Regions from separate parts of the Mus musculus genome. Here region 2 is linked to region 1. The links are chromatin loops, found by intact Hi-C in ENCODE. Cell type or tissue: left cerebral cortex. All regions are shown on one strand. Links, peaks and the distances in the headings refer to the core of each region. The heading gives the core; the rest is flanking DNA. Region 1 overlaps Gm30632 (a long non-coding RNA gene). Region 2 overlaps Asap1 (ArfGAP with SH3 domain, ankyrin repeat and PH domain1).

What was found. Peaks named below come from ENCODE experiments on the same cell type or tissue, not always from the same donor. Only the 100,000 strongest peaks of a DNase experiment are listed, where the experiment ranks them.
Region 2: it touches region 1 in a loop (3-fold over the local background); 4 of 42 quality-filtered maps call a loop at or near these places.

What each region holds. Positions count from the first base shown.
Region 1 is chr15:64,552,259-64,568,611 of GRCm38, forward strand. It overlaps Gm30632 (a long non-coding RNA gene), which reads left to right. Exons shown (of 3, transcript XR_384144.3): 2 at 4,937-5,140. Among named protein-coding and RNA genes, the nearest start is that of Gm30632, 26 kb to the left of the region's middle. In left cerebral cortex, for the core only: no CTCF peak of the experiment used is centred there; DNase peaks (open chromatin) are centred at 5,511, 6,312, 8,890, 9,620 and 2 more places; H3K27ac peaks cover 4,288 bases.
Region 2 is chr15:64,300,603-64,316,955 of GRCm38, forward strand. Asap1 (ArfGAP with SH3 domain, ankyrin repeat and PH domain1) reads right to left here. Exons shown (of 31, transcript NM_010026.3): 3 at 11,747-11,873. It overlaps 1700010G06Rik (a long non-coding RNA gene), which reads left to right and starts at 13,516. Exons shown (of 2, transcript XR_003951590.1): 1 at 13,516-13,931; 2 at 14,356-16,353. In left cerebral cortex, for the core only: no CTCF peak of the experiment used is centred there; DNase peaks (open chromatin) are centred at 8,501, 10,481, 10,663, 11,217 and 1 more place; H3K4me3 peaks cover 2,756 bases; H3K27ac peaks cover 1,464 bases.

The sequences.
Region 1 (16,353 bases), core at 5,259-13,258:
TTTAGATTTGAGAATTGCAGTCTCTTATTCTCTGCATAGTGAGCAGTTGTTGGTCTCAGTACTAATCATGAATACTCATTCTTGCTATAACCACAAGAGAAGAAAGGTCAAGGCAGTCTTTTCTGGAGCACTAATTCTATTTCATTCAAGTAACCTCTATCCTCATGGTCTCCTTATTTCCTAATGACTCTACCTTGTTATACAATTGTCATGGAGACTAAGATTCAACATATAGTTTTATGTAGATGCAAACAGTCAGACTGTAAGGAAGAAAGAAGAACAAATGGGGGCATCAGTGTTTAACACAATTCTCTCAATGCAAAGGCTTTTGATTGGTTTAAAGAAAAAAACAAAGGAGTCAATTCTCTATACTGGTTGCATATGGAATCCAAGGACCAATACGAAGTCAGGTTCTAAGGGTGAGTTAGCCACCTAAGTGAAGTGAAGTGAGGGCAGATCAGGGCAGTAGGTAGCAGAGCAGATGAAGTTAAATACCAGTAGGCTCCAGAAAGCACAAGGCAGTAGTCTAATTATTATCAGTAACAGACTTTCTGCCTGAGGCTGGGCTTCTATATGTGCTTGGAAGTATGTTGCTGAGGCAAGCTTAATACGCACAAAAAAGGGTAGGACAGAATGGGCATATGGTAGATTTTTGTAAAAAAATAAATACGAAAACACAAAATAAGACTGTTAGAATAATTATCTTTTTGCATAAAATCCCCCTTTCCTCTTTCTTTCCACTCCCTGGACATAAAATTAATGCATGCTATGCTTTCATTTGTAGAGTGGAAACTCACTGACTGGGACTCACTAACAAAATAAGTCTAGGAATAAAACATAGATCTTGAAAGACTACGAGTTTACCTGTACTAACATCTCAATTGAAAGGGAAAGTGCAATATCTAGTGACAGAGGAGCCCTGCTCTCTTCTCTGACAGAAGCAGTGCTTAGCAAACATCTGGCAGCTACATCGTCCCCATGACCTTATCCCTTGGTGTAGGACTCTTGCTGTGTCATCTTTTAGGCGAAGGATGGTATGAAACACAACCTGTCTGATGTACAAAGAGTCACACTTGATTCCAAAGCCCAACTATACTTACTATATGGATCCTGGGAAAGTTACTACTAGGAAAGTGTGCAGTTATAAAGATTAAATTAGTTCATGTTAATAACAATATTATATTAAAAGAATGTGCTCAATAAAATTCAATTAAAAATCTAAATAAATAGTCAAGAAACAGAGTTCAGAATATGTCCAAAGAATATATCATGATCAAGTTGGGTTTATTGAAGGAGTGTAAGTAAGGCTAGCTCAATATCAAGAAAAAGCACAGGATGCATTGCAGCACAGATTAGAGGAGAAGAAAGATTATATCAGTAGATGCTAAAGTCAGCATTTATAAGCTAGGTAATTAAAAAAAGCATTTCTTTCATTGGGCCAGACACATAGGACGTGCTCAAGCAGTAGTAGCTGTTGTCAACCCAGTGCCATATCTGATCTGCAGCAGTAGGTTATACCAAGACACAGGGTGTCATGAAGGTGGCCACTATTTCTTGGTGTATTTCTTGGGCTGTTTTTCAAAACAATGCTGACCAATCAGACAATGTTGAGAAACTAAACATGCTGATTTTATATGTTCATCAGATTCCCACCCAACCCTCTTCTCAGGCTCAAAGTTATTTCTAACTTCATTAAGACAACATTTCAGCCTCCATGAAGTAGGAATGAGGCTACAGGAATCTAGTGTAGCAGCCACTGGGCTTGGCAGATTTTCCAGGCAGCAAGTACTTAAATGTGTTCAGGTCCCTTGGTATGAACCTTTGCTTTGTCCCACTTTGTCCAAGTGCCAGTATGAATGCCTCCATGGCAGATCTCTGGTTCAGGTTCAGGATAAAAGGCATCCAAGAGTCTATAGTCACTCTAGTCATGTGCTTCTAGCCGGAACATTTCAGGATAGGGAAGGCCAAGGTAAAAAGGGATTTATGGTCAGTTTACAAGGAGACTCTTGTAGAAAAGAGGAACGCTAAAAAGAGGAAACTGAGTGTGAAAATTATGAACTGGCATGCAAGCCTTCTTTTTGGACTACTATGGTAGGAAAGACTTAAGAATTCTTAAACAGAAGGTCATGTCTCCTCAACAAAGAGATAGCTTCAACACTTTTTAAAATAAATTTATTTGCTAGTCATGTTTTATTTGAGATGACTTCAAATTTTTATACAAGTCACAAGAACTGTCTACCCAATCCTCATCATCTACTTTCTAGGGAGAAACTCAACTTTTGCTAGTCCTGGGGCATTCCAATGACACCCAAGTGACAACTTAGTGAAGTCACAGTTACAGATACCCGTTGGTAATATGTCTCATCCAGCTACCTCCAAGGTGGAAGAGCTCCTCAGCCTGCCCTGGCATTTATAACATCCACATATTTTTTATTTTCTTTAAAATATAACATTTCATTACAAAAGTTTATAGCAGCAAATATGCCAGTTAGTAATGAAGTTTGAGAGTAGACAGTAGCTAAGTTCAAGCTCAGGGTAAGGTTCTGCCTATGAAAAGGACACTTATACATCTTAAACAAAACCATTGGTACTAATAGATGAGAAAATAGAATTAAATAAAAATTTAAAATTAAAAAAATAAGAGACAAGACGATATTTATATGTTCTCAAGTTAGATGATGAGAGCTTATAAAAATACCTAAGCACCATGGAGCATTTATGTTGTAGAGTGTCCTTCTGTCTGAGTATGTCTGATGAAGCCCAGTGATTGATTTTAGGTTATCCATTTTGGGTAGGAATTCACAGGAGGAGGCTGAGACCTTGCACTGTGTTCCATGTGGAAACTGCTACTCCTTTAACCATTGCTGATGTCAACACTCAGCACTGGGTAGAGGTGTCTGACTATTGTAGTTGTAGTTGTAGTTTTGAGACAGAGTCTGGCTATGTAACCCAGGCTGCCCCCAAGTGAATTATCATACTGTCTTAACTTTTAGAGATCTGAGATTTAAGCATATAGTTTTTGTATACTTTATATGTACATAGTAACCATTTTGGTAAGGAGATAACTTGAGAACATATAAATATCTTCTTGTCTCTTATTTTTTAATTTTAAAATTTTTATTTAATTCTATTTTCTCATCTATTAGTACCAATGGTTTTGTTTTTTTTTTCCTGAATTAATTTCAGAACTGGAAATGCTGACTTTCAAGTTTTGCAGCTCTTTCTAAATTATTAGTTTCCATTATAATATCAAGAAGACCATTCAGTCTTTCTGACTTTCCATCATTCATTCATTCATTCATTCATTCATTTAGTGTTCTTATCAATGGCAAGTTATAGGTTCTTACTTTGTTCATTAATATACCACCCATTATTGTTGATACTTTATTTATTTTTTATTCAAGTTGCCTCAGATTTAGCCAGTGGGATTTCTCCAAAGCTGGATCTGCCATCTTTTTGCTTCACCTCCTTAATCTTTTGAGCACTTTGGACAACATTGGCATCAGTGTTGATATTTGATACCACAGATGTACCTTCTGTGTCCTCTGACTGATTCCTGGGTTGGGCTTTTCTTTAAGGGGCATTCTTCTGTTGAACAGAGACGGCTCTTTAGAAAACGAGGTATCATGAGAGGTGCTCATTGTTGCGCATGTGTCCTCTATTCCAGGCTCTTTCAGTCTTTAACTCAATACCATGTTTCATTTTAGACTTTTCTTTTACTATCTTTCTTTGTTACAGTGAGATGCCAGACCTTGTTGTCCTCAAATATTTACTTATTTGTTCATAGTCCTTCCTTTTCCCTCAAAATTATAGCCAGCATCCTAACTTCGCTGACCCAACGTCTCCCTTGGCCACCTCCTTCACTTGATCTGAATCCCCAAAGTACCATCTTTCCCATTCAGCTCGCCAAATGGATTTTTGGACTAAATTATTCAGGAAGAAAGAAAGACATATAAATCCAGTTTAGAGATGCATATGAGGAGTTGGTTATGCTCATAAATAGACAATAGAATCTATATATGTGTGGTGTGATATCATAAATAACGTGCTATTCTTGTATAGTCAATGTAAGTGACCACTCATACGTGTTGTGCATGCACTATTAAATAAGCAGATAATTCTACAAATGTTGAGAATAAAGTTACATCATTATGTATCACAACATAACGTGTAATAGTCCCAAATTAAAAGTAAATGGCTAGTAGTTATGATGCACAAATCTAGTGTACCAAATTAAGATTGTATAGATTTATATTTTGTCATAGAAAATGTCAGCTATGTAATAATAAATGAAAAGAGCAAGCATGCCTAAGAGAAAATATGTATTTCCTTTAAATATATGTGTGTATTAATGAATGGATTTTTGTTAGTGTGTGGCATGTGTGAAGGTCAGAGAATGATCTCAGGGAGTTAATTCTCTCCTTCCACCATATATAGGTCCTGGGATTGAGTTCAGGTTCCATGGCAAGCCCCTTTACTTGCTGAACTATCTTCATAGCTCCCCGTGTGCATGGTTTTGAAAACTCTTTATAGAGAAGGAACTCATAGACATTTTGACGCATATTGTATTTCTAGGTTGTAGGATTTTTAAATTACTGGAGCATTTTAGTTTACATTTTGTTTACTGTGGATTACAGAATGAACATGTGTTGTGTATATATATTTTAAAAGGCTAAAACCAATCATTGGACCCTAAACCCTTTCTGGAAAGAAAAGCATTGTTTCCATAAACCTGGACTAAATCTACTGACAATTTCTGCCAAGCTCACTGCTGAGAATGAAAGATACAATAGATGTTCTAATCTGTAAGGCATTGTGGCAAAACCAAGTGCTATAAACATTGCTTCTTAAATCATTACATGATCATCATTGCCATCACCATCTTTCTGATTATTGGTATCAACCTCATTTCTTGTTAATGACCATTGTTTTCTAGAGTCAGAAGAAAAACTTCAAATTCTCTTTCCATTTGCTTTGGAGTCAGAGGGAAGCATTTGGATAGTGGATCCCTGGAAGGATCCTAAAATGTGCATGAGAAGGTCATGTCCCAGCCATTTGCATAACTCAACAGATAACTAGAACCAGCGGCTGTGCATAGAGAGAATTACTACTGGCCAGAATCTACAGCTAGCAGCCCAAGGTCAGTGACTTGGTGGATCTGGAGCAGGGTAAGGTCTCAAGAGGCTGCAATAACTTTTTCCTGTTAGACTGTGATAGTACATTGTTAATTGCTTTTCAAATGCTGTGACTGGGTTTATTCACACTTTATGGTAAGTCTCAAGTGCAAGTTTAGAAACCAATTAGAAGGCTAAAAGTGATGCTGAGGAAAAAAATCCACTTTGTTTATATTTTTAGAGATGCTGCATAACTTTACGGGCTCTAAAAGACTTTATCCAAGATGTTAATATCCCCAAGACAAGTTTATGAAAGTGTAGGCATAGATGTATGTCACCCTCTTTGGCTTTCATCCCAGCATCTGGGAAGCAAAGAAATATCAACCTCATGGCAATATGCTCAACACAGGGGCATGGAATTATTCTATTTTGCTCCCTAACATATTTCAAGGGCCTAGAATAGTGGTGCTAGGGTATATAGCAGGAACTTAAAAACTACTGGATATGCAATAACCCCCATTCTCCCTTTCAGTGGGAGAAAGCGCTAGATTTCTTTTTTGGACACACAGGGACTTTGTCTTCAGTATCCACATTAGAATATGTTAGTAATAAAATGTCTACTTGACCCACACAAGCATGCAAGAGGGATTTGTAGGGTTTGACAGTGGGACGTCAGTGTCCCCGTCTATAACCTGAGATGGAAGAGAGAGCCTCATGGAAGCATTTGGCATCTGGCCTCTCTGTCTTTTGGGATTTTCAGATTCCTAACTTATTGAGTGTTCCTCCTCTTCAGGATTAACAGGCTTCTAGGCTGTGCTTTTGAAACCTTCCCACAATATGCTCCTAAGGATTGAGTCAGTTTATAGGCTGTTTAAGTGACAAAATTTCTGAGCCTATGTTGAAAGCAAGTGGGTTTCCTTTATTTATTTTTTTGTTTGCCTTTAACTATGTTTATTTAGATATAAAATTAAGGAGGCTTCCTCCCAAGATAGTCATAACATTCTTCCATCAAGAATCATCAAAAGCTGGCCTCTGGTTACTTCTGCTCTTCCTGTTTATTGTTATCCACCATTGTCACATTCTCTTCTTCCCCTAGAGGTGACTAATCCATGGTCTGGATTTCTAGACATGACGCCTGCATTTGCTGTGCTTTCTGCCTAAAATAGCAATCCCATTTATTTTTTTATAATGAACTCCTTCTAGTTAGATATTTTCCTTTCAGTTCATTCCTGTAACAGAAGGGAGATAGCCATGCCCTGTGCTCCTAATACCTTTGCCTTTAGTGAGAATGCACTAACTTGTGTTGCTGCTTCTAGGTAGGATTTGTTCCTAGTTTTCTCTCTGTTAGCTCTCATGGCCAACCCATCTCAGTGCTGGGCATACTATTATACTGTCTTGCTCTATATTTATTGTGAGCATTTAATTCTGCTTCTCCCATACTCAAACAAGTTCTTATATTCTAGACCTTCAAGAATAAATTGTCAGGACAGTAGATTTGTTCCCTATTCATTTGGGGTTAAAAAATACTTGAGTTGAAAATTTATGCAACACTATAGTTTGGATCTTATACAGTGTCCTCCAGAGTCTTTAGGTTGCATGCTTGGCTGGGGTGCTAGTGAGAAATAGATATTTTATGAGGCAGAGCCTAAGGAAGGAAGTTAGGGCATTGAGAAAAATATATTTGGAATTATGCAGGTCCTAACCACCTCTGAGACAGTGATATGAGCAGGTTGGCTTGACAAGTTTCCCACTGTGATGTGCTGCTGTCCTAACACAGGGTGAAATCAACAGGCCAAAGGAGCATGACTGGAAACTCCAAATTTGTGTAGCTAAACAAAGCTTTATTCCATATAATTTACCTATCTCAGATGTTGTCTTGTCACAGTGAAATGGTGAGCATCACAGGTGACGAATGACTTAAGTAAAAGATAATTTATGTAACTTATTTATGAATTAATATTATTTGTGAACTCAGCATGGAGGCACACATCTATAGTCCCAACTCTTCGGAGGTTGAGGCAGGAGGATCTTCATGAGTTTGAAGCTAGTCTGTAATACGTAGCAAAATCTGGTCTTAAAAATCATATACAGAAGGTGTGGGCACGGGAGACTGTACCCTGTACTTCTCTTGGACAACATGGTAGATCTGGTCCTGGTGGCCTGGACACAGAAGAGCTTTCTGAGGATGTGAGAGCAGGAGAGTTGGTCCTACCCCTTGCTGGTTGTGGCAGGTAGGAGAGCTGGCCCTGTCCCTCGCCTAGGCAAAGCAGAAGAGCTGGCTCTGCTGGTGGCACAGATGCAGGAGAGTTTGGGGACTGAAAAACTCAGCTAATTACTCAGGCCCAGATCCATCTCATCGATTTGGTCCACCTCAAAAACCTACCCCGTATGAACTGTTGGAGGGAGTGAAGGGGCCAGGCATGCAGAACCAAAGCCACGTGATCTCCGTGACACAGGCCAGCAGGATATCAGAGAGGAGCCCCCGTGAAGACCCAGTACTGATACTGCAGTAGAAATCAGAGGGGTGATCCTTTCTGTGTGAAGAATGCCCAGGGCTTTCACAACTTAATTCTGAAACAGTATTGACTGGGACTAGCAAAGGATCCATGGGGGCTCAATGAGGCATCCATCACCTCCCAACAGACAGTAATGACAGCAATAAATATCGGAAATCTCAACTGAAACAGAAAGATAAATATACCCGCTGACAAGGATGCTTGAGATGACTCTTTAAGACTGATGTAAGCCAACCCCCCAACAGCCAGATTCTGAAACTCTGCCAGGGAAGTGCCTTTAGACAGCTGCAAACTGCTCGGTCTGTTCTTTGCAAAGACCAGAAGTACCTGGGAATTTGTATCATCTTGGACATAGCTTTAGATCAATGTCAGGACCGTAACCCCCTTGCTCTCTGATCGCGACAGCTTGAGTATGATCTGGGTCATCTTCATAACTCCCTATGGAATTGAGTCCCAGTTTCCTTCTGCCACACGTTGCTTCCTAATGGGCCTTGCTTGGCTTCTCTCACTTCCGTTCCCATGCCCTCGTCTTCCTATTGTTTTTGTCCTGGGAAGTCTTTCTAATAAACACTTTCATATGTGCTTTTGTGTCAGGATATGCTTTTGGGGAACTCAATCTATGAGAATGCTTTCCAACGGAAATAGAAAGATGATCCTCCACCAGGATTACTAACTCAAGTGGGCGGTTGGCAGGACCTCGTGAAATTATAGAGATGAACTACTAAAACTCTAGAAAGCACCGAAGTCTCTAGGGATACTCTTTCCTCGTGTCATCTTGAGCTCTCATCTTCTCAGATCATCTTTTCTGACTACCATGTCTGAAGTAGACCCCATGCCCTTCTCCTGCAGTATGCCACCTTGCTGCTATCCTTCAGGTACACGCTATAGCTTGAAATGATTGAATCTATCTGTGCTTTTGACTTTGCTACCTTTCTATAGACCATAAAGCCTTTTGATCAAGGATAATTTGTTAGGTCAGCTACCTCATTTGTTCCTGCTATGTGTTCTGTAACTAGCCTGACCATCAGGTAGAGTTTATTGAATGGGTGGAAACTACATGTGACCTTGTCCCTCCCATTGTCCACCAAGAGTGACAACTTTGCTGAAGTTGTGGACATATTTTTTTTTAAATCCAGATCCTATAAGAACAATTATAAAGGTTTAATCTATAGAAATCCACCTGGTCCAAATAAAGGAAACAGATGATGCACATGTATTTATAGGGATGCTGAGCCTGGGACAAGCCAGCCAGTCAACAGATTGTGCCTGACAAGTCTTCATGGAAGGTGTGGAAGCTTTGAACTCAAAGTGTTGTTTTTGTTCCTGGAAAATACAAACCTTCTTTTCCCCTGAGTCAGACTGTCCTAATATAACTGTTAGGATAGGATAGGATAGGATAGGATAGGATAGGATAGGATAGGATAGGATAGGATAGGACAGGGAGGGAGAGAGAGAGAGAGAGAGAGAGAGAGAGAGAGAGAGAGAGAGAGAGAGAGAGAGAGAGAGAGCGCACTAGCTTTGGGGGTTGTATATTAACCACCACAGCAACTAGATCTCCTAAGCAGCAGAAACAAGGTTAAATTTTGAAATCTTTAACCCATTTAGATGGAGGGGCTGGAATTTCTCTCTCTCTCTTTCTTCCTTCCTTCCTTCCTTCCTTCCTTCCTTCCTTTCTTTCTTTTTTCTTTCTTTCTTATCTATTTATTTGTGTGTGTGTGCGCGCGCGTGCATGCACGTGTGTATGACCCATGTATGGGAGTGCCTATGGAGACCAGAAGAGAATGTCAGATCCTTTGGAGTTATAGCAGCTTTGAGCTGCTGCAAGTGAGTGCTGGGAACTGAACTCTAGTCCTCTGAAAGAGCAGGAAGTGCTCTTAACCTCTGAGCCAAGTCTTCATTCTCAGAAAAGAATTTTTTAAAGTATCTTTCATAGAACACAGCTAGAATTCCACAGAAGCCAAATTTTGGCATTAGAAGTGGCTTTACAATTGCCTCCTAATCCAGCGATGATGCCATCCTCTTGCATCTGTTGTCATGGTAACCGCCACACACTCCCTGTGTGCACTTCACCTGTGTGCCTCACCTGTAACTGGTCGTGCATGTGATTATGTCACGGTCCAAATAGAAGGCAGAGACCCCCAACCCCTGGCCCCTTTTTTCTCCTTTTCTTCCCTACTTCCCCGAATAAACCTCTTCTTGTGGGACTGTGGTGGTCTGTCTGGATTAGAGCCACTTTCTAACACCACAACAAATGTATATGTCAGTGACAACATATATTTGGAAAGAATTCTTAACATTTTACTATGTTGTTTGTTATCATGTTAATAGGACCCTTTGGATTGTTTCAGAAGAAATAAGGGCCTAGAGATAATTTGAACTTGCAACTCCCTAGTTGGTCTTCATGACTCTTGCTCCCACTTCTGTGTGCAGTATCTCAAAGGCTTTCTCTATCTCTGTGCCTGTTCCTTCCAAAGTCAGACTAACCACCAATTTATAAATAGTCTGCTAACTTTCTCACCTATTGCTTCCTAGCAAGTTATCACAACAGGCAATGGCTTTAAGCAGCAGTACTCATTAATTTAGCTCATGCATCCACATTGGGGCAGGGCTCAGCGGGGAAGGGGCTTCTCTGTCTTATGTAGTATCTGCCAGGGCTGCTGACCTGAGAGTGAGGCTTTGCTTTCCACGCGGCATATCCATGTGGCTGGCAGTCAGTGCTAGCTGTTGGCAGAGATCTCAGCTGGGGCTGTCTGTTGGGGTAGCTATATGTAGCCTCCCTGTGTGGTGGCTTGGCTTCTTCACAGCACACCAAGCAAGTTCCAAGTTTGTGTTCAAAGATACAGGAAATGGACTGTCTTTGGAAAAAAACTGAGCTTCTCTTATATTGGCTCCTATGCCTAAGGCAGTCATATGACTCAGAATCTAGAATAGGTTATATCAGCTTCACCTCTTGATTTGGCAAAGTGTTTAGAAGCCATGTTTTTAAATGTCTCTAGCAGCTCTGTGATCTGCTCTTAAAATTCCTTCTGCCCATAATACTCCCTCACTCCCACATGCATGATGCCACCTGGAGAACTACTGAGTCTCCACAGCCTGCCTCTAGTATCACTTCTTCTAAAAAACATTTTTATCCATGCTTTCTTAGCAGGTTGCTTTTATCACTAGCCTCCTGATTAGCACAGCATACTAATGTTAGCCATGTTCTAAGAGGGCAATGAGTCATCTTGTTCATTTATTATTCCAGTTTCTAACAATGAATTAATTGGCTAATTTTCCAGACCAACTGTTATCATAACAACTATAATTTCATAAATGTTTACTGTTTAATATGCCCTACAAGATGTACTTTATAAATATTATCTTATGGAATGTTCACAAATAAGAAACTAGTATTATTATATTACACAAACAAGACAGTGCAAGGTAGGTCATGCCAGGAATACATTTCTACTGCCCCATCTCTGTGTATGACAGTTCCCCTGAGAAACTGTGTCAATAAGCCAGAGTGAGGCTGCAGGAAGTGGGGCTCATTATCACTCTCTTCTCTTCTGGTGTTAGCAAGAGCCAGCAAGGTGAGCTTAGGTTGCAGCTTTGCAGCACAAAAGCAGTATGAGTGAGCAAGGTACTCACAAGTGAGATGCCAGGTTTAGAGGGAAGTTAAGCTTAGCTGAAGGCAACCAGGTGATGTAAGATGCTGTTCCATCTTCAGTTGAAAGATGCCAGGGTGATGAGGCTGCAACTGAGCTTCCACTCTACCCTTCTGAAGTGAAGTGTAATGAGTCAGCTGGATGCAGTCCAAGCAGAACATAACACACATACACACACACACACATATATATGTGTGTATATATACATATGTATGTGTATATACATATATATGTGTATATATGTGAATATATATATATATATATATATATATATATATATATATATATACACACACACACACACACACACACACACACACACATCCATTGGGACCTTCATCTCTAGTACAACAGAGGATTACCTGCTTAAAAAGATCCAGAGCCTCTTAAGATACTATCCAATGTATTATGTATGTATGTATGTATGTATGTATGTATGTATGTATGTATATATATATGTGTGTGTGTTGTGTGTGTGTCACTCATTTGCCATAGCATGAATAAGGACGATCATAACAAATGGGAAAGATAGCTAATATATCCCAACCCTGAGCATCTATCAAAGTTTTTATTTAACAAATGAATACAAGTGTAAATTTTTTATTGTCTGAAAATTTCATATATGTATATAGTTTGTTTTGGTCAAATAAGACCCCTTTTTCTCCCATCTAGTTCTTCCCTTATGCTGGAATTTTGGCTGGTTAGATTGTCTGCATACAGTCACAGCTGCTGTAAGTGTATGTATACAATGGTGTTGTCATTTCAAGCAAATACTTTTATTGCTTCAGACCTCTATTACCTCTGCCTATGACTGATTTTCCACCCATTCTATGATGATCTCTGGGCCTTTGCCGAAGGGATGAGACGTAAATGACTCAGAGCTGAGTACTCAATGGATTTCCTTGTTTGTTTGTTTTTGTTTTTATTATTATTATTACTATTATCTAAAAATTGACCACTGTGGGTCTGTGTTAGTCACTGTCTGCTAAAAAAATGAAGCTTCCCTAATGAGTGTTATGAGCTGCACTGACCTATGAGTATGACCTATGAGTATGAACTTAGAGGCAGCTCATTACTATGTCCATATGACAGAAGATTATTAGGTTCTCTCATAAGGCCTATTGCCTAGACCTTCAGGACTTAAACAACAGGGTTCTCGAGGGAAGGGAGCTACAATGACAAATTTGGGATCAGAAGACTCGAAGAAAGGAGACACAAAAATTCTGTTCAAGCCTCATTTACTCTTGGGAAATGGAGGGTTTATAAAGTTGAAAACCACAGATGGCATTTGCTCAGGTGCACAGGCCAAACCCTGGTGCTAGGTAACACATTAACATCAAAGGAATGTCCCGATTGTGAAAGGTCCGGAAAGGAGTACCCTCATTGTAAAAGGAAAGGAGTGTCCTCATTGTAAAATGTCCTGAGTCAGTTACAGAGCAGAAGAAAGATAGTGGCAGAAGCAGAAGAGTGTTAGTTAATAGATGATGGCCAAGACAGAGGCTGAGATGCCAGGGGCTTCTGGGCCCCAAGAACCTATGATGTAGCCAGACACAAATTTTTTTAGCCTTGTTAACAGCACTAGGTGTGAGTTTCATTGTGGTGAGTGAGCCTTAGAGCCAATTAGAAAGTGGTTGGTTGCTCCTATAATATTCATGTCACTAACATACCAGTTGACACTTCATGTTGAGCAGTCATCACTATAGAAGTTGGGATCATCTTACTGCAGGCCTTGAGGGAAGCTAAACTTTTGGAGAAAAGTTCCTTGGAGCTATAGTGGGGTTCAGTGCAGGGTAATGGTAGCCAGTGCCTGGATCTTGGTGTCTAGTATTGAAAACAGCAGGAAAGAAATGGAGATAATTTAAAAAGAACCATTTGGAAATAGTAGAGTGGATGTGACAATATGGACTTTGAAGAGAATTTACACAAAAGTAGCACTATCTGTCTATCTATCTATCTATCTATCTATCTATCTATCTATCTATCTATCATCTATCTATCTTTCATCTATGTTAAAAAAGTAAATAAAAAAAATATGGGGTAGTAATATAAACAGTTCATATTTGTATCATAGTTTGAGAGAGAAAGGAACCTAAATTTTTCAACAAAATAATAACTCATTCATTCTAGTTGGAGTAAAATAAATTAATGTACAGGTTGTCTTTTTTTTTCTGTTGTTGTGATAAAGTCCTCTGCAAATGAGCTCTTAGTGGATAAAGAGTTTGTTTTGTTTCCAGTCATAGTTCAAGGTATAGTCAGCCCATCGTGGCAAGGAGATCAAGGCAACAGGAAATTTGAAGTAGGTCATTCCTTACATCCACCATCAGAGAGGGCTGAATTCATTCTGTTGCTCAGCACCTTCTGCCCAATTATACAGTCTAGTAACCCAGCCAGGGAATGGTGCCACCCACAGTGGGCTCACTTTTCTACCTCAATTAATGAAATCAAGGTCACCCTTCATGGTCATGCCTGGAGATCCATCTCATAGATTCTGTCAAATTGAAAATTAACACTATCATACAAAGAAGCTAAGAAAACTCTGTGAGGTTTATGTAAAAGAAATTCCAGAAATTTTGTGAATTAAACTCCAAAGAAACTAAAATCAAAGAAAAAAATCTTGGAAAAAGGCAGCAAAAACTAAGCTTATTTGCTTGAGAAAGTCTGCTAGAGTAGTTCAGACCTTTTCACCTGGTGCTAGGCACTTCCAGGAGGAAGCCACAGGCACATCTCTTGCTGAATCTCTTGCAACAACTGCCAGTTGCAAACTATTTCTGGAGGGACCATTGTTTAAGAGTAAAAAGAGAAATAAAGACATTCTCAGTTGAAGGAAATCTAAGGGAATCCATTGCCAGCACGTGTTCTAAAGAGAGGCTAAAGAGTCTCTGATCTGGAAGAAAGTGAGAAAAGATTTAGAACTTATATCTCATTATTGTGTTAGCTATTTTCATATGATTTTCTTTTTAAACAAACATCAAGCTTTTCTCTGCAGTGTCTGGCCAGAGCAAAAGAAACGTAGCTGATCGATGATGGAGCTGACCTGACCTGAGTATGGCCATCCACAGGTGCCTTAGGACAAAAATTCTTTTGTCCCCAAACCACTTTGCTCTCCACAACAATTAATTCTAAATAAGTAGAAGGAGGAGGAGAAGGAGAAGGAAAAGAAGTATAAATTTGTAATTTGTTTATATATTCACTCCAGTCATGAATTATCACAAAATTTATTGTGATACAGCAGGGAAGAAGTGGAGATAATTTAAAAAGAGACAGTTGGAAATAATAGAGTGGAGGTGACAATATGGACTTTGAAGATAATTTATACAAAAGTATCACTATCTATCTATCTATCTATCTATCTATCTATCTATCTATCTACCTATCTATCTATCTATCTATCTATCTATCTATCTATCTATCTATCTATCTACCTACCTACCCACCCAATCATCTATCTATTTATAATCTATGTAAAAGTAGATTAAGCATATGGGACAGTAATAATATAAACAGTTCATATTTGTATCATCATAGTTTGAGAGAGAAAGGAACATAATTTTTTAAACAAAATAATGGAACAATACAACTCAAAACAACTTGTTTTTATTTTATATAGATAGTCCCAAAATTGCTGCTAATGATATGAAGAATCATATTTCTATGTCTTAAGTTTTACTTGCAAAGATGAGGTAAGAGAATGGTGCAAGTTTCTAAGCTGTGGTAATATCCCAATTATAAAGTGGTTAGGCTCCTAAAGCCCTTATTGGGATTAATCACTGCAGAGCTTTGACAAGTAAGTATTGAAATGACCATCAGGAATAGACAGGAGCAGAGAAGCTGAAAGCAAGCCCTGAAGATGCATTTCAAACTGGTAAATGAAGGCTGTGGGATGCGATCAGTACCAGACCCAAATTTATACAGCAAGCACTTGGAAGGGAAAGTCATGTTCATAAACAATGAGAGTGACATAAGTCATCTTTCTTCTCAACTCTTGGACAGTGAACAGGCAGAGCTGTTGCAAGGACCAAACTCCTAACAGCTTGTGGAAGGCATTTCTCCATGGGCTCCTGTGTTCCAGTATGCCTTACAGAAAGGCATGGTCTACTTTTACTCTGGACTGTTTTCAAGGATATATTTGTAGCTAGCCTTAGAAGATACAGCTTCCTTTTCTAAAGCAAAGGGCAGGTCTGTTTATGGAATGGAAGACTGAGATAATGTCTTTCTCTGCAGCAAAGGGCAAGTGCTCTTTGTGCTCATAATAATAATAATAAAAAAAATCTGGTTCTCTGAGCACCAGGCAAGTGTCTGTCTTCTAGTACAATAGGACATATATGCAAATGTCACCTTCTCTCGTTATATCACTCTGTAGGAGTTGGGGTACAGAAAACCGGCTCAAAATAAAGTGTTTTATTCTCTGAGAGGGAATAAAGTCTTCCCACAAAGGAATCCCCTTCCCCAGAACGTCTGGAGAATATCATGGCAAATTCTGTTGATATTAAAAAATATTTCTTTTATACAAAAAGTGTTATGAAAATAGAGGAGTGAATACTTTTTCCAATCATTTCATGAAGTCAATATTATCCAGATGCCCAAATAAGACAAAGACAGTTTAAGAAAAGAAAACTGTAGACCAATAGCCTTTATGAATCTAGATGAGAAAAAAAAATCCTCAATAAACATTAGCAACTAAAAATTACCAATATAGAATGACTGCATCATAAGCAAGTGATATTTATGCTGGAGATGGAAAGTTGGCATGGTATTAGGAAGCCAACCATGTATTTCACTGTATTAAAAGGCTTAAAAATAAAAGCCAATTGTGTGACTTTACTTGGGCCAGAATAACAAAATTTAGTGTGTTGGGTGGTTTAAGCAAAAGAAGTTAATTTTCTCAGGGTTCTGGAGAGTAGGAGCGTGCACAGGTGGCCTTTGCCATGCGATCAAACACTTGACACAAAAGCAACTTAAGGGAGGAAGGGTTTGACTACAGGAAGGGGAGGCACTGGGAGTGGGAGGTGCTCCTGCTGGCTGCATTGCCTTGGTAGTCAGAAAGCACATTGGTCAGGAAATCGGACAGGCCAAACT
Region 2 (16,353 bases), core at 3,593-11,592, 250 kb before region 1:
CATTTTAAAACTTACCCTTATACCCATGCATAAATGTAGCTCTCATCCCTCATCAAAACAAAACCAACCAACCAAACAAACAAAAAAACACCCTTCTTTTGGCAGCAGGTAGAAACGAAAGCTACAACTAGTCAAAATGCAGGGCACAACAGACAGTGGAGTGCCCAGCCCCGATGGATACAACGATAACTTTACCACGACATTTAAGGTTCAGGGAACACACAGAAAAGGGAGTGGGGAGGCTGCAAAGACAAGAAGATAAGGATCTCTTATATGAGAGTGCGTGTTCTATGACAGCAAAGTTACAGCCATGAAATCCCAACACTAGTGCTGCCTGAACAAGTCCTGAATGATGGCAACCCCAGCTGACCAGCCAAAGTACGTGTGAGGTCCCACTCTTAGATGGAGAGCTACAGACAATTAATGACTACTGAGTGATGGAGTATCAGTCTTTCTCAGGGACGAGGCCCCTAACTGTGGTCAGCCTTAAACACACAGACAGATGCACCACTAAATGGACTTTACAGGCTATGCTTATTCTATGTATACATGGAACGATAATATAAAAAGAGAGAAATGCAGTAAGAATGGCTAGAAAAAAGGGTAAAGACAAGTATATGAACATAAGTGAAATATATATATATATATATGTGTGTGTGTGTGTGTGTGTGTGTGTGTGTATGTATATGTATATATATCACTACTTCATCAGCCCATCATGAACAAGGCTGTTCTAAAATGAGAAGAAAAACTACTTCTGTGACCACCCAATGGTTGTCATTTACTGCCCCATCAGGGATATTAAAACAACAACAGCAACAAATAAGCAAGTTGAACCTGAACTGCTTGACTCAGCAAAAGCCCGTTTTCTCTTGGCTCTATCTCACATGGCTAACACACGCACGGCACTTTAAGATGAGTCTGAGAGAGGAAGGGCATGAACTACCCAAGTCATCTAAGCCTAGTTCAGTCATCCATAAAACAGAGTCTCGGGGCTACAGAACTATTAAGGTGAGGCGAGGATGTCTGTAGAGTGCCCAACACAATGCCGACGGCAGACTAGATGCTTAATTGTAGTGGTTTTGTTTGTGAATTTGATTTTGTTCCAATGCTTACATACAAAATGCAGAAGCCTTGGGGCAGCGACAGTGTTATTTGACTTGGCGCTGTTCCATGTTCTGGGAGGCAGTGCGCTCACTTGCTTTGCTGTGAAAAAATATTACTATTATTAAAGCAGGAGCAGCTGCTGGGCCAGCAGTGAGCAGCTCTTTTGATTTGCACTCTGTGGAAATAAGGAGTATCTAATTTTATGTAAACGCTACTAATGTGAATAAACATCGATAGAAAAAGGAAATGAAATTCATAAAAAAAAGGAATGATTAATGAATATAAAGGAGCCCCCACCCTCTTATCTTTTAATAAAAGCAAAAGGACAAACAACGACAACAACAACAACAACAAAAATGGAGACTTTCTTATTTCAGGTGTGACAGGGTCGTGAAGAAGCCCTTCCATGGAAGCAAAGTCATTAGTCCTTGTTTATTCTTGTGTCTTGGTTACTTCCCACTGGGAGAAAGCCGATGAAGCCAAGGAAAACCTTTGCTCTGCCTAGCCTTCCAACCATCCTGGGTAACTATAGAAAGATTACTGAAAGAGCACCAAGCCATCACTTTGGATTCCACTGTTGGTCTTTCTTGACCACATCAGCAAAGCTAAGAGTGTGCAGCACAGTCCTCTAACCACAGCCCTTCGTGTATCCCAAATGAATAGAGTAGACGGGAGAGGTAAGACGTGCAGAGGGAAGCGCATAAAAGCTACTATCTTCCAAGTGTCACCAGATAACAGGCACTTTAACCTACCTTCTGTTACCTCCTAGTTCTCCTGACACAAGACCCTGTTGTCTCCACCCAACTCTTACTTAAATAAAAACATAAAGAGGAGGCCAGGAAACCTGGATTTCTGCTTTGCTGTGTCAGCTGTACAGAGGGGGCTGAGGAGGGGGGCTGTTCCTAGCCTCTTCCCATTCTCTAAGGACCGGGAAGTGCTGAGAAGTGGTGAGAGGGAAGGCTTAACCTGAACAATCATAGGTCCATCACCCTACCAGAAGCTGACCAAACCAGAGCTGATCTGCTGTTCCAAGCTGGGCCACTCTGCACTTCCCTATGAAATGTGCTTTTCCACAGCAGAGCTCAAAGATACCAGCTCGTGTCAGGAAGGTATATAGGGCCAGTGTGAACATATCTGCCAGTAATCTAGGACTGAGTAGTGTACTGCCTTTACTGCCTGTCATTCTTCCTCTCGTGTCCTACAGAATATTCTATGAGTCTTTCCAACAAATCCAAATGCTATTTAACTAGTTCTATTTGTGTTTTTCTTTGCTTTGTGTGAGTATCTATGCGGGGTGGGTAGAGATTTGAAATTTACCAAAAGGAACATATGCACCTTTATTTTCTGGGCCCCAGCAACCTAATCCACAAAAGGACGGGATGATCTCTGGTTATTTTCCATAACAAAAGAATTATCACCATACCTATTACAGCCTGCTGCATGCTGGGTTTGTTCACTATGGTTGTCCTGGTCTAAGCCCCTGGGGCATGATGTTACAGAATACAAGGTATCCCTGCTATGTTAATAACAGAGTGGAGAAGAATGTATATTTTCTTCACATCTGGCAGGAGAAGAAATGGTCTCCATTAATGTAGCCAACTCTTTGCTTTCTGCAATAGCTGGCACCAAATTCTAACTGTTTTGTGGTTCTTACCTCACTGAGCCATAAGGCTCCAATTTTGTTTTCCTAGCTTCTGGGTGGCTAAATTGGGTACTGTCTTATCAAAGGGATACATATTCCAGTTCTTGGGGGGAAAATTATACCGTGGCCTCAGCATTAAAATTCAGCTCTTATGTAACTGACCACAAACGGCACCATGGCACAGGGCTGCTCAGATAATGCTCAGGCCCAGGAAGAGTTCACTGTGAACTCATCCATTTAGTTAAAACAAGCAGAGTCATATGGCTCCTAAGCTGAGCCACCCCTACTCCAGATACAATTAAAATTACTTTATGAGACGGCAGCAACTCTATGCCCTAACTAAACAGAAGGATCCTTTCCACTCTAAAGCTCCTGCCTCCAAACCAGAATAGAATCATTTGTGGTCTCAGTGCTTCAAGCTATAATCAGCAAAGCACACTATATTCCAGGTAGGACCAAGGCATACGTGCCTCCCTCGAAACGGACAAAGTCAAATATCTGTGTTCATTATATAACAAAACAGCTCATTACCCTAAACTCCAACAAAACCAAAAGAACAGTGCTGCCCAGAATCTGATGCATCAATGAAGGGACCCTGTGGACATGTGGCAGTAAACAAATTAGCTCTGGCTGGCAAAAGCATGGGACAAGAGCCTGCACAGGGAGCCCATCAAGCTAGCCTGAGTCAGACGGCAACACCAAGCACTGTTTCTCTCATTTAAGGGGTAAGAATACAGTCACTGAGCAAGCAGCTTACGTCAGCTCAACCTGGCTATGACCATGAGCCACAAATGGTCCCAATCTTTAGTTCTACCCTGGTCCCATCTGTGCTGCTAAAACCCAGATCCTTGAAGCATATGGAGTCAGCACTGCCACCTGACCTCCTCATCACCTACCTTTCCAAAGCACTTCTGCCAACTGTCATCCTGGTGACACACCAGCAATACAATAGACCCACAGTAAACAGCAACAGTCCTGAGGGTAAGAGCCATCAAGAATACAGTGATCACCATGCCAGGCAATACTCAGCACTTGACATGCGCTGACTCACTCTTCCCATAAGGAAACAAGAGACAGAGAAAGCTTCAGGAACTTGACCAACAAACATCCTGGAAATCAAGCAGCTCAAGTAAACCTGGAAGGAGCGTCCCCTCCATCTACCCAGCGGATCATTACGGGTCCACTGGTAAACCTTCCGCCTGTTCACTTACCTACTAAGGAATGTGTAGTGACAATTATGGAATGTTGGTTTCTTTAAAAACCACAAATATTATCAGAATATGTTTTTGGTTTTTGTTTGTTTTTTAAAATTCCATGCGTTCAATATAGAGCCTCTGCAGACTGTCACAGCAGCTGACTGTGATTTGCCTCATGCTCTAGCAGGGGCATGATTTTGCCAGCTACAAGTAGTTTCTGCAACTTTGTGGATTCTGGGGACTTTTTAGAGTATATAAATGCTAGAGCCCTGAAAGGTTTTGTTGGTTGGTGGGTGGTTGCTGTTGGTAGTGGTTAGTTAATAGTTGTTCAAGGAGGAGGCAGAGGAGAAAGGAAGAAGAAAGAAGAAAGAAAAAATTAGATATCCTGATGGTGAAGTTAAACTTGCCCCAAGGAACTCAACACCCCTAATAAGCAGGAAGTAGCATAATGATGACATTACCCTCTTTCCCCTCTTTTCTTCTCTTTCATCTAGTGTTAGGGGGTTGGAAGGGTAGGAAAAGAGTGGGGAAGGGTGGAAGAAAGAAGATCCCACAAAGTAGCAAAAGACCAGCTACAGAACGCTAGGGCCTCTCCCTGGCCTCCTTGCCTATGGGAGGAACACTGACTATAAAGACTTGGATCCTCATTGGCTGCTTTTACCAGGTCAGGACATCACTTAATGAGTGTCTCGTGGGCGTTATCTCCTTTTCTATTCAAAAGGATACCATTTATGAGATGAGGAAACAGACTTGGGTATGATCTCCAGCCCCATCACTTACTCATCGTTAAATAACACGTGTAAGAAGGGATATGCCAGGAAATCCTCAAGTGACTACGTGATGTATATGGAACCCAACACTCAGGGCTTCAAAGACCCCCACATACAAGGCAGTTTGCAAAGGCCTGGTCAGTCTGAACATCTGACACAACAGGCTTTTGATGGAGGCCTCTTAACCAGTATCAATTGTGCTATGACCTCACATACCATGTTTTTAGAGGCCAGCATTTAACTCAGTGACTGGTATGTGCAAAATGAGCTTCCTAATTTCAGGCTTATTTCAGGCTTTCTCTCTAGAAGCTAGATCCAGAGAGTAGTGCTGGAGAAGACTCCCCCAGCAAAGCACAAAAGAGTCAAAAGCCCTGAGTTCAAACCCTTGCCTAAGTTCCTCATCTTTAGACCTCAGTCTCCACATTGAAAGCAACAGGACTGACAAAACTCTGTGTGAGCCCCTGTAACTCACCAGCTTTACTCCCCAGGGATGCAACGCTCCAAGTGTCTTCCGGTGAACAGGAAGCTAAGTAAGATTAATACTTTGCTCCTCCACTTTTAGGCGGCTGTAACCAGCAATCCAAGCATGGGATCAGTGAAAGATTATCAGCACCATACTACTAGCTCAATGAATTAAGAGTCCAAATCAAATGCACAATAGCAGGAGAGTTACACGGAACTACACTACACTAGTAGGGGTGTACACCAACCTTTCTGTAATATTGTAACTGGTTATTGGATTCAACACAGCTCTCAATGAGCCTCTTGGAGATAGTCTCCACACTGCCAACCTCAGACTGGATGTTACTCAAGTTCCCTTTAACTCAACTATATACAGTGATTCCTTAGCAATGAGTATCCTGTAAACCAGGAGGTGGTGGATGGCCAGGCAGCTCAAGAGCAGACAGGATCTAAGAGGCCTACTGCAGCTACAACTTCCGCCACAACTTGCAGTTCAGCCTTGTACAACTATGGAGGTTCACAGGCAAAGGGCTGGTCAACAGTTTCAGAATACATATGCCAGGATGGAAGTGGAAGTCACATGGCTTTTTCATAGCTGATGAGGAACACAGAGGACTCCTGGCAGCACCATGTGTGACCTTAACAAACGGACATTTAGGGAGAGGCCTACCTAACCAGACTAAAGCAATTGGCTTGCTGTTTCTCTCCTGCCTAAATTTTATTTATAAACTGTGAAATATATAGAAAATAAGTATGGTTTTAAGTTCATACATTCTGCATCCAGACTCCAAGTCTATTGCCTACCCTACCAGGAAATCTTGGGACATTTAACCTCTGAGCTTTTATGTATGTATGAAAGGAGAATACTAAGAATACCACTCAATTGGCCTTTTATTATGTGAAGATGAAAACAATGTTTTTTAAAATAACAAAGATGTAAATGAGGGCATATGGCATTACTGTGAAATACAGGACTGATGGATTCACACCTTGCTGTAGGGTGCATGAATCTGAAACACAAGGGAAGCTGCATTCCCTGTTTTTGTAAGCAGACAGTCATTGAACTTTGCTAGGTTCTGAGAAAACGTACCGTAATTACTCTCAGACTGGATCAGAGGCTTGGCCTCCAGAGCCTAGACTTCTACAAAGGATACTGGTACCACAGGGAGAATTCTCTTTTGTTGGTTTTGTAGGAACAGATCCAAATACATTTTCTCTACTTTAGGGAAAATGGCCCACAGGGTCTTTATCTAAACCCTCCAGAGAAGGGTTCTGTTGATGCTTCTGTTGTCTAAAACTACATATTTTTTGAAGGTGACTAACTAGTTCTCTAATCCATTAAGACCTGGCTTTAGAATTTCTAGGTGAGAGAGTCCACAGGTTAGCACTAGAGACCTAATCTTACTTACCAAAGGCTAGATCTCCAGACATCAATAAGAAAGACAAAGCTCAGTATTGTGATCAAACCTTCAAAGAGTGGAGCCACACTTAACAAAGGAAGTCTGACTGGCGTGCAAGAATACTCTAGCCTTGATACTCTAAGTCTCAAGTTCATTTCTGACTGGCTGTGAACCAAATACACAGACAGACACACACACACATACACATACACATGAGAAACAGTTATCTGTAAAATGGGACTATTAACAGTAATGCGACAAACATTATATGATAGCATATCTATATGGGGGAGGGGACACGCTAGAGAGATGGCTCAGTGATTAAGAACACTGGCTATTCTTGCAAAAGACCTGGGTTTGGTTCCCAGCATCCTTGTGGTGACTCACTTCCCTCTGTAACTTTAGTTCCAGGGGATCAGAGGACCTCTTCAGGCTTCTTCAGGCAACAGACACATACATGGTATGTAATACACACATGCAGGCAAACACTGATATACAAAAAAATAAAAATAAATCATATATATACATATATATATATATGTATATATGTATATATATATATATATATAACTAGCACATAGTAGGAATATCAGTAGTTGTCAATTGCTGTTACTGTTAATATCAAAGAGACCTCTGGTAACCTTTGATCAAATGATTCTAAGCCTTCAAAAACAAGTCTCCAAGCCAGAACCACACTGACATCCAGCAACCTTAGAAAGGCTTTTGAAGGCACCTTGCAGACACAGTTATTCATCCCCAATCCCCATGCCTAGCAGCATAATGCATTCAATGGTGCATGTACTGGCTGGATGGCAGACTGCAGTATTTAGTTTATATTGCTGTCATGAGTATTCTTTATTAATTCTCCCATCTATGAACTTAACCTTTCAGTCCTATTAAGAGTTATGGGGTTTTTTTTTCCCCTTCAATAACATAAGCTTCCAAATAATCCGAATAATAGCCTCGGTGCCCCAGCAGGGCTTGGCAACTGGGACTGCCACACAGATGCTCCTCAAAGATGTGCTGAGCAGATGCTGCCCATAGGTCACTGATGTAAGTTCTCACATTTCAAACTGAAACCCATATCCATACCTTTGAAGAAATATTATACTAAAATTACTACTAAGAAGTACCTGGAACATGGGCAGGAGGAAAAGCTAAACTACTAAGGACCTTAGACATCTCTTCCTGAGACCAAAACTGTGTTGTGTGACAGCACTGAAGCCCCATCTATGTACTACGGAGTCAATAAATATGACTTTGCAGACATTGAGAATGTGAATCTTACGTGGTAGCTGTGTAAAGAATTCCTGAAGTCCTTTACTTACTAAGGAAACCTTAGAGAAAAGTCATCTCTTTGGGCCTTTTCTTCTCAGTAAAGTGGAGATAAGAGCTGTCCTTTTCTCTTCATACATGACTATATGTAGACTTTACACAGAGGATGCACATAGCCCTACACAGCTGACTACAGGGAACTATGTATCCCATGTGCCTAAAACTGGCCTTATATGGAGCAGCATCTAAAGAAATGAGCAAAGATTATTTCCATCAGCACCAAAGTAAAATGCTGGCAAATAACTAGTAACCTTGATGAATATGACATGTTCTCCCTTGTACCCAAGGCCCTAAGTATTGGCCACTCCCAATCTTTAAAGAGAGAATGCATCTCAGCATCTTGGCCCGTATTCCTACAATGCATGCATTCTCAAGAAACCCTTGTCTTCTAGCCACTTATCTATAACTTGTAAAGGGTCGCAAGCAGAACAGCATATACTAGAATGCTCTGGTTCCTGAATAAGCAAAGGATTGGCTGTGTGCTTGGAAACCACTTACAGGCTAGGATGAAACCTTAGCTGAATCCCAGCTGATCCATTCCTGCCTCTTAAAGGCAGCCACTGGTGTCCCAGCCAAACCATTACTTGCCAAACCATATGTGTCCCTCAGCCCTAAAAAGGAAGCCTTGAAGTAAGCTTTTAGCCTCTTCATTCTATGTATATCTGATTCATTTCCCAAAGTGCATGTCCCAGGGGGCTTTAAATATAAATATCAGCATCTGCCCCACATGGTGTACTGTTTGACAGGGAGACACAGTGAAAGGGGAAAGTGCTAACCCCAAATGAATCAATTTGGTGTTCGAAGCTTGGCGCTCTAACAGGTTTCCAGTTAAGCCCCATGTGTGTTAATTAGTAACATAAACAGCAGATAAAGTCACAAATAAACAGGAAATTCTTAACTATCAGAACTAGGAAAAGACTTGCTTCTAAACAATAGTCCAAGCTACCCAAATTACTCCCTATTCTAGAGTGTCCACATCACCAAAAACAAAACAAAACAAAACAAACTACCCAAAAATTCTATTTCTAAGAATAACCACAATAACACAAGCCAAATTCTTTCAATTTCCAAATCTCTCACTTGTGAAGAATATGCAAACATTTCCTGATATTTTCACAAAGTTTTCCTTCTATTTTGGGAGCAGTAATCCCCCTGCCACCCTCCCCCCATTACAATGATATATTTTTATTTTGAGACAGGCTCTTCCTATGTATTCTAGGCTGGGAACTCACAACCCTCTGCTCAGTCTCTGAGTGCTGGCCGCATGGTGTGTGGCACGTCTAGTGCAGGTCCCTGCCCTAGCATTTTATGAAATAAGGTCTTGCTGTGCAGCCCTGGCTGGTCTAGAACTCATTAGGAAGTCCAGGCTAGCCTCAAGCTTGATCCTCCTGCCTCTATGGACCAACTGATTGGATTACAGGTATGTCCCACTACCCAGCCTAATTTTGAAGAACCAGGTTGGCATCTACTGAGGATGTACCTTCAGCTGTGTTATGATCCAACAGTAAGAAGCTAAAAAGACGTTTCATATAAAGAAGAGGTCACCATACAAAGTCAAACCAAATAGACTATGATTCAAGGGTTAAAAAAGTACACAGTGAGGAAAATGATTTCTTAACCAAGCCTGTACTCAAGTTTAGAAAAAGAATGACAAAATTCTGGTATCAATTACTCTACATGCTTTAGGGACAAGAGTATATCAATGTATTCTAATATGTCACTTTTGAACTTTCTAGACTGGTTCTAACTCTTTCTCAAGCCCAAAGGCCTATTCTTCTACCTAAGCTCAAACACACACACACACACACACACACACACACACACTCACACACTATCTCTCTCTCTCTCTCTCTCACACACACTCTCTCTCTCTCACACACACACACACACTCACACACTCAAACACACACACACACACACACTCACACACTATCTCTCTCTCTCTCTCTCTCACACACACACACACTCACACACTCTCTCTCACACACACACACACTCACACACTCTCACACACACACACACACACACACTCACACACACTCTCTCTCACACACACACACTCACTCTCTCTCTCTCTCTCACACACACACAGGGTTGGGGGCAGATACTTATTTGACATTAACTATTCTAAAAAAAGGTGCTTCAATATGCAAATATCCCCCACAAACAGCACCCCAAACACCCTTATCATCTGCTGCACAAACAGAATACAGTAACACTATCTGAGTGTGCAGAAAGTTACAGTAACTGACAGCTCTATTAGCAGACAGAGAAGAAGTTATCTGGCAGAAAAATAACCCCACAGCCTAATCAATGTTAAACCCTTTAGAGGCATATCCAGTTAGAAATGGAAAAAGATGACCACACACTCCTAGATGAGCAAATTTGTCAGCTTCTTCCAATTATATGAAGGACAGAATCACTTTGAGGTTGAATGCCTGGCTACTCTGCTTAATCCCTGATATTAACCGTCAAGCAACTGACAGGTCACAAGGGGGAGGGGTATTCACTACCTCTGCCTTTCAAATACACTTAGGTAGGTAGTATTTCTCCATCCACTTGAACATTCATTTCCATCACTCAACAATGGCTCCAGAGAAAACTCTAAAAACAACCCTTCCTGGAATTAAACAGACTAGTTTATAGCACCTGGCAGGTGGACAAGATGGGACAAAGAAATCTCCCACCCCCTAACATTTCCATCTCTTATGCATGCACCCAAATACCAGTTCTCCATACATCAAACAACTTGACTACCACAGCCAGTTCCAGGCAGAACTTCAACATTCCCTATATTCCCGAGGGCTGGTCCCTAGCCGCCCTAAATAAAAAAAAGAGCTCCCTGAACCTCAAATAAACCAAGTGTCTAATTCCCATGGGGGAAACCCTCTTCCTGCCTATACTGTCGTGTTCAGCCAAGACAGGCCAAGCTGCTTAGGATGGGAATATTTTGTGGCACTGAGAAAGTGTGCTGAGTTTCTGGGAAACTGCCTTATTTTCACTGCTTTTTCACTGGCTTGTTTGTAGCTGTAAATATGTGCTTAAGGCGTTTCTCCTCACCCACCCCACGCTCAAGATTTAAAAGAAATAGCTTTGCCCTTGCCTCTGCCCCTGGACATCTATCCGTTGGAGGGTCCTGATAGGCAGAGCTGTTCTTTCCGCAGCTTCTGGTCCCATCTACCAGTCTGATCAGCTCTGCAGACTGCATTGAGTGTCCTGCGGATCTGGTGCAGCAGAGCCCTAGAGAACCAAAGCCACTGGAGCAAGGGGCGCTGGGCGGGGATCCGTTTTGTACAGACCTCCTTCCACTGGGCTTTTGCTCACTTTAGGCACAGGGGACTAGCAGACACAGGCCCAGGGATGGCAACAGTCTCAATTGAAGTTCCCTTTTATTCCTTTGGGGTTTTCCACCAGCCCTTATCTCTACAGCTAAGCCTGCCTGGCCCCGCTGGGCTGCGGAGAAGTGCATTCACGGCCCATCTCCAAGTCTCTGGCTGGTGACCTTGGCCAAGCAGCCTCGCCTTTCTGCCCTCGGTGGCCTGACGCCACGTACTTCGTGGGTTAGGAAAGGGTCACAATGATGTGGAAGCGCTGAGCAGACTGCCTGGCACCCAGACAGGGTGCAAGGCAGAGAGGATCTCTCTTCTACTCGGGTGTCCAGAGCTCGCTCAGTCCTTCCCCACTTCAGTTTCCCCGGCTTTCAAACCTGCAGGATCCCGGAAAGGGCTGCCAAGGAGGACCACAGGGGCCGGGGGCTGCCGGAGGGGGTGTGGCTCCCCGAGTCGCCGGGCTCCCCAGGGCCCCAGCCCACCCAGCTGCCAGGCCGCCGCCTACCTCCTCCAGCAGCGTGACGGTGTTCCTGCAGTTGTGCAGCCGCGTGGTGAAGCTGGACGTGGTGGGCGAGTTGTAGTCCTCGGTGGTCTCGGCGATGAACTCGGACACGGAGATCTGGTCCGGCATCCTGCCGCGGGAGGGACGAGACACAAGCGGGGGCGGGCGTGAGTCACGGCGCAGGCTCCCGGGGCCGCCGGGCGGCTCATGAACGCCACGCGCGCAGCCCGACCCGCCGCGGCGCCCGGCCTGGCGCGCGAGGAGTGGAGCGGAGAGGAGCGGAGCGAGCGGCGCAGCGCCCTTCAAACTGCAAGCGGCGCGCGCAGGCGGCCGGGGACGCGCCTCCCCGAGCGCACGCAAGGGGCGGCGGGGCGGGGCGGGGCGGGGCGCGACGGGGAGGGGCGGGGCTGGGCGGAACGGACCGCTCCGGTGGCGCTGACAAGCGGCGAGGCTCGACCGACTGGGGCGCTCGCTCCCGCGGAGCGGCGGGCGGCGCGCCCGCGCCAGTCACGGGGACAAACACGGAAGTGCTCTGCGCACGCGCCCCGCACGCCCCGCCCGCCCCTCTCTCTCCACTTACCCCCCCCCCCCGCCGCCCGGCCCTCGCGCGGCCCCCACCTCGCAGCCGCCGGCGCTGGTGCTCGTGCCCGTGGGGCTCCGGAACCGCGCCCCACGCACACACACACACACCCGGCCGCCCCCGGAGCGGTTACTTCAGCGAGCTGGTTACGCGAGCGTTTTTGCAAGAGAGGGACCAAAAAAAAAAAAAAAAAAAAAGTTGTTCGTGTTCTTTTTTAGTCCCGAGTGGGTGCAGGAAGCGAGGCCCGGAAAGCCGTCTCCCTTCTGCGCGGACCGAGGGATGGGGGCGCAGCCCTGCTGCCCTCTGAACGCCAATGCTGTGCCTTGTGCAGAGACAGGAAGGGTTGTTTTAAAATACTTTCATCTGTCCAGATGTATTTGGTTTTTTTTTTTTCTTCCCCTACCCCAGAGGACCGCCGAGCATCCGGAGATGCAAAAAGTATTTCTCAGGTGCAAATGCTCTTCACTGCTAAGCAGGAACTGACTTTCTTCTGAGAAAAGTACCAATTCAGCCCCAGCAAGATGTCTACTGTTGTTAGTCCAACATACCCATCTAATTTCTCACCACCGACTGGAAGATTTTGAGAATGGTATCAACAAAACCCACCTAGTCCTTGGGATTGGCCTCCAGGAGCCCTTGAAAGCGTATGACTGGCCTCCATTAAAGCCTGCTTTGGAAGGCAAGCCCTGTGGCCCACTCAGACCTGCCTGCATACCGTCCGATATAGCTAGCTAGAGGTTGTGTTCGCTGGCCTTTCTGGCCGCGTGTGGGTCGTGTGGCTCAGGGACCCACGGAGAGGGCTTGTCTTGAGTGAGGACCGGCAGGGAGGGAGGAGAAGACTGCATGTCAAGAGGAAAAGGTTCGCCTCACAAGCTGACAAATTCTGAGATGAGTGATGTCGGCAAGGGCCACATTCCTGCTGTCTTGGAATTTGCTTTGCAGCAGAGGACCAGACAAATAGGCAATACAGAGGAGGAGTAGGAGAAAATGACAGAGCCATACATAAACCATGGTCAGAGAAGGCTCAGTCAAAGTGTGCAGAATAGAATGGATACACCACTCGATACCCTGTTGGCTGGGAATCTTGGACCCCTAACTGCCTCCCATGAAAGTAGAAGACAGGGACCCTCATGGAGGAGGCTGAGTTCATGGATGAGGACTTGCTCTCTGCATAGGAAAAAATGGGTTAAAATGTGTGCTGTTTCTCTTCCTGGCTTGACCGAATTGGGTGTGCACTGTGCCTCCACTGCGGTTCCTACCAGTGCTCTCCAAGGCAGGGAAGTGTCTCCGCCTACTACAGGAAGAACTTGCTAAGGGAATGAGCATAAAGAAACACATCCCTGGCAAACTGACCTTTTAAAAAAAACTAGTGAATAAAGAGGTTAAACATAAACAAGAGTACTTTCTCTCCTCAGTACTTTAAAAGTTTGGTTTGGGAGACATGGAGGGTTTAGCTCTCAGGGAGAAAATAAGGCAGGAGGAGACTGGCAGCTGACCACCCCACAAGGGCAGGCTCACTGGTTGCCAGGGCTGCAAGATGTAGCATTTGGAGAATGAACATTCCAGAAGAGAATCCTAGCTCATTTCTCACAGCATCTGGAAAATTCTGTAAGTTGGAACAAATATGACCCTCACTAGCTTGGCCTAATTAAGCTCCCTGCGCCTCAGAAATCCCATGCTCCCCTATAAAGTACTGAGAGCAAATCAGCGAGAAAAATCAGTGAGCACTGGGGCTTCCCTCTGAAAGGATTTGTCTTCCTCAGGGCTGTGAGCCAGTCTGGTCCCACCCCCCACACCCCAGTTGTCATCTAGTACCTGCCCTGTCTACTGAGCTGGCAGCACTCCTCTGTGTGTGTGACATAAACAGTAAAAATGAACTGTTGTTCAGAGCCTAGACTTAGCTAATAAGTGTGTCTGTTCCCAGAGACCCTGAATTCCACAGCTTTCTCTCCTAATTCAGATACCTTGGGTTTGGGTGGCATGAGTTTATCAAATAAGAGGGTAAGGCGTGTCAAAAATGACCACCACACAGAGCCCTCCCAGCTCCAGCCGGTTTGCTCCCACACCTGGCTCTGCAGATGAACGAGTCAAGATTATTCCAAGCTCAGCAGTGGTAAACAGCCAGGGATTTCTTTCTGAATTCACCGGAGAGCCCAAACTGCCGCCACCAATTGCTGTTTCAGTTTCCTCCGAAGATTATGTTATGTATCTGCCCCTCCCCTGCCTCCTCCAGCCAAGAGGGGACTATATGAACAATGAGATATTGTGCTCTGGTAAGCATATACCTCCTTAGACTGGTCTGCAATTAGAATTTCAAAGCTTCGCACCTCAACCCACCATCTCTGGGGTTCATGGACCATAATCCTCTTTAAATTTGAAACCATGCCCTGGTGCAAAACCATCTGCACCTCCCTTTTTCTCAAATACCCCGAACGCCATTCCTGGATATCTAAAAGCAAATAGAGTCTGGCGTGGGCAAAGCTGAAAGGCTGGGTTTCTTTACAGGGAACTACCCAGAAATACACACTTATCCTCTCCAAAGCCAGAAAAAGACACGTGCACACAGACTCGAGCTTCTGTGAACCCGGCTTATATAAAGCAAGCGCCGTCTACGCTGTCGTCATTATAATCCCCCTCAAAGACTGTTTATTACCCTAGGCCTCTCTCATTCTGCTAAGCACTGTCCAGAGCAGCAAGCTACTCAGCCTGCAAGGATGCTTTGTGTCCTGGAAGTGAAGCACCAAGAACAGGACAAGCTTGTTCCTATGGACACCATTAGCACTGCTGACCACCGTCACCTGGGAATTGACTCCGAGTCATATTTCTACTCACAAGGCTCGCTCTCCCATCTACTTTGGAACCAAAGAAGCTTGCTTGCAAGAGGACTGACAGCGATCCAAACCTAGGGAGTGGGAGGTGAGCAGCCAAAGGTGCTCTCTAAGCCTGGAACCCCATTGCTGCTCTGAGCCACAACTTCAGCCAACCACCGCACTCATCCAATCTCTCCTGGAACCAGCAAAGGCAAAATGCTTCAAGTTCCTGGAACTCGAGTTTCTCCACTCTGTCCCTGGCCTTGTTTTCTCGTGTGTCAAATTAGGGTAATCAGATTGTTAGAAGAAATGGGAAAAGATTCGGCTAAAGGTGTTGACACAGAGTGAATTCTCTTTGAACATTTCTTGTGTGAAGCGTGGCTATAAATGCATCGCCTGTCATCCTACAACTCAGATATCTCTAAATTAGTTACCTGGATACCTGGATGATGGAAGGAGGTGAGGGGAAGGAAGGACTACTCTATAACCTCCAGAATCTGGGATCTCAGATGTAGGAGTAAGTAGTGTTTGGAAGATTTGCTTACTCTTGTAAGAGGACAGACCCCATAGTGATCAGTCTGGATTTTGGAAATTAAGTGAACAAGAATGCCAAGTAGGATCAATTCCAGTCAGGATCAGAAACAAATCACTGAGGCCCACCATGAGATGGTCCAGAGAGTTAAGGCCTTGCCACCAACTCTGACAACCTGGGTTCAATCCATGGAACCCATGGTAAGAGGAGAGAACAGCATCCTCAAACTGTCCTCTGACCACATACACACATGGCACATACGTACCTAGACACAGACACACACACACACATACACACACACACACACACACATACACACACACACACACACACATACACACACACACATACACACACACACACACACACACACACACACACACAAGTGAGTTCTTAGAACCAAAGCTCTTATAAAGAAGGATGTTTTAAGCTGGGTAACTTCTAATGATCCCATTCCCAGAAAGGAGCGTTGATTTATGTAAGAGTGGATTTTCAAATGCAAATGACATGGGCTCACATCGCTGCCACATATCAGCTATCGGACCTTATTAAAGTGATTTACTTCTCTGAGTTTTGGGACAGACACACACACACACATACACACAGGACACAACACAATGATAGGGTCCATCTACAAGAATGAACAAGCTAAGAAATATAAAGTACTTAACAGGGCCTAAGACATCCT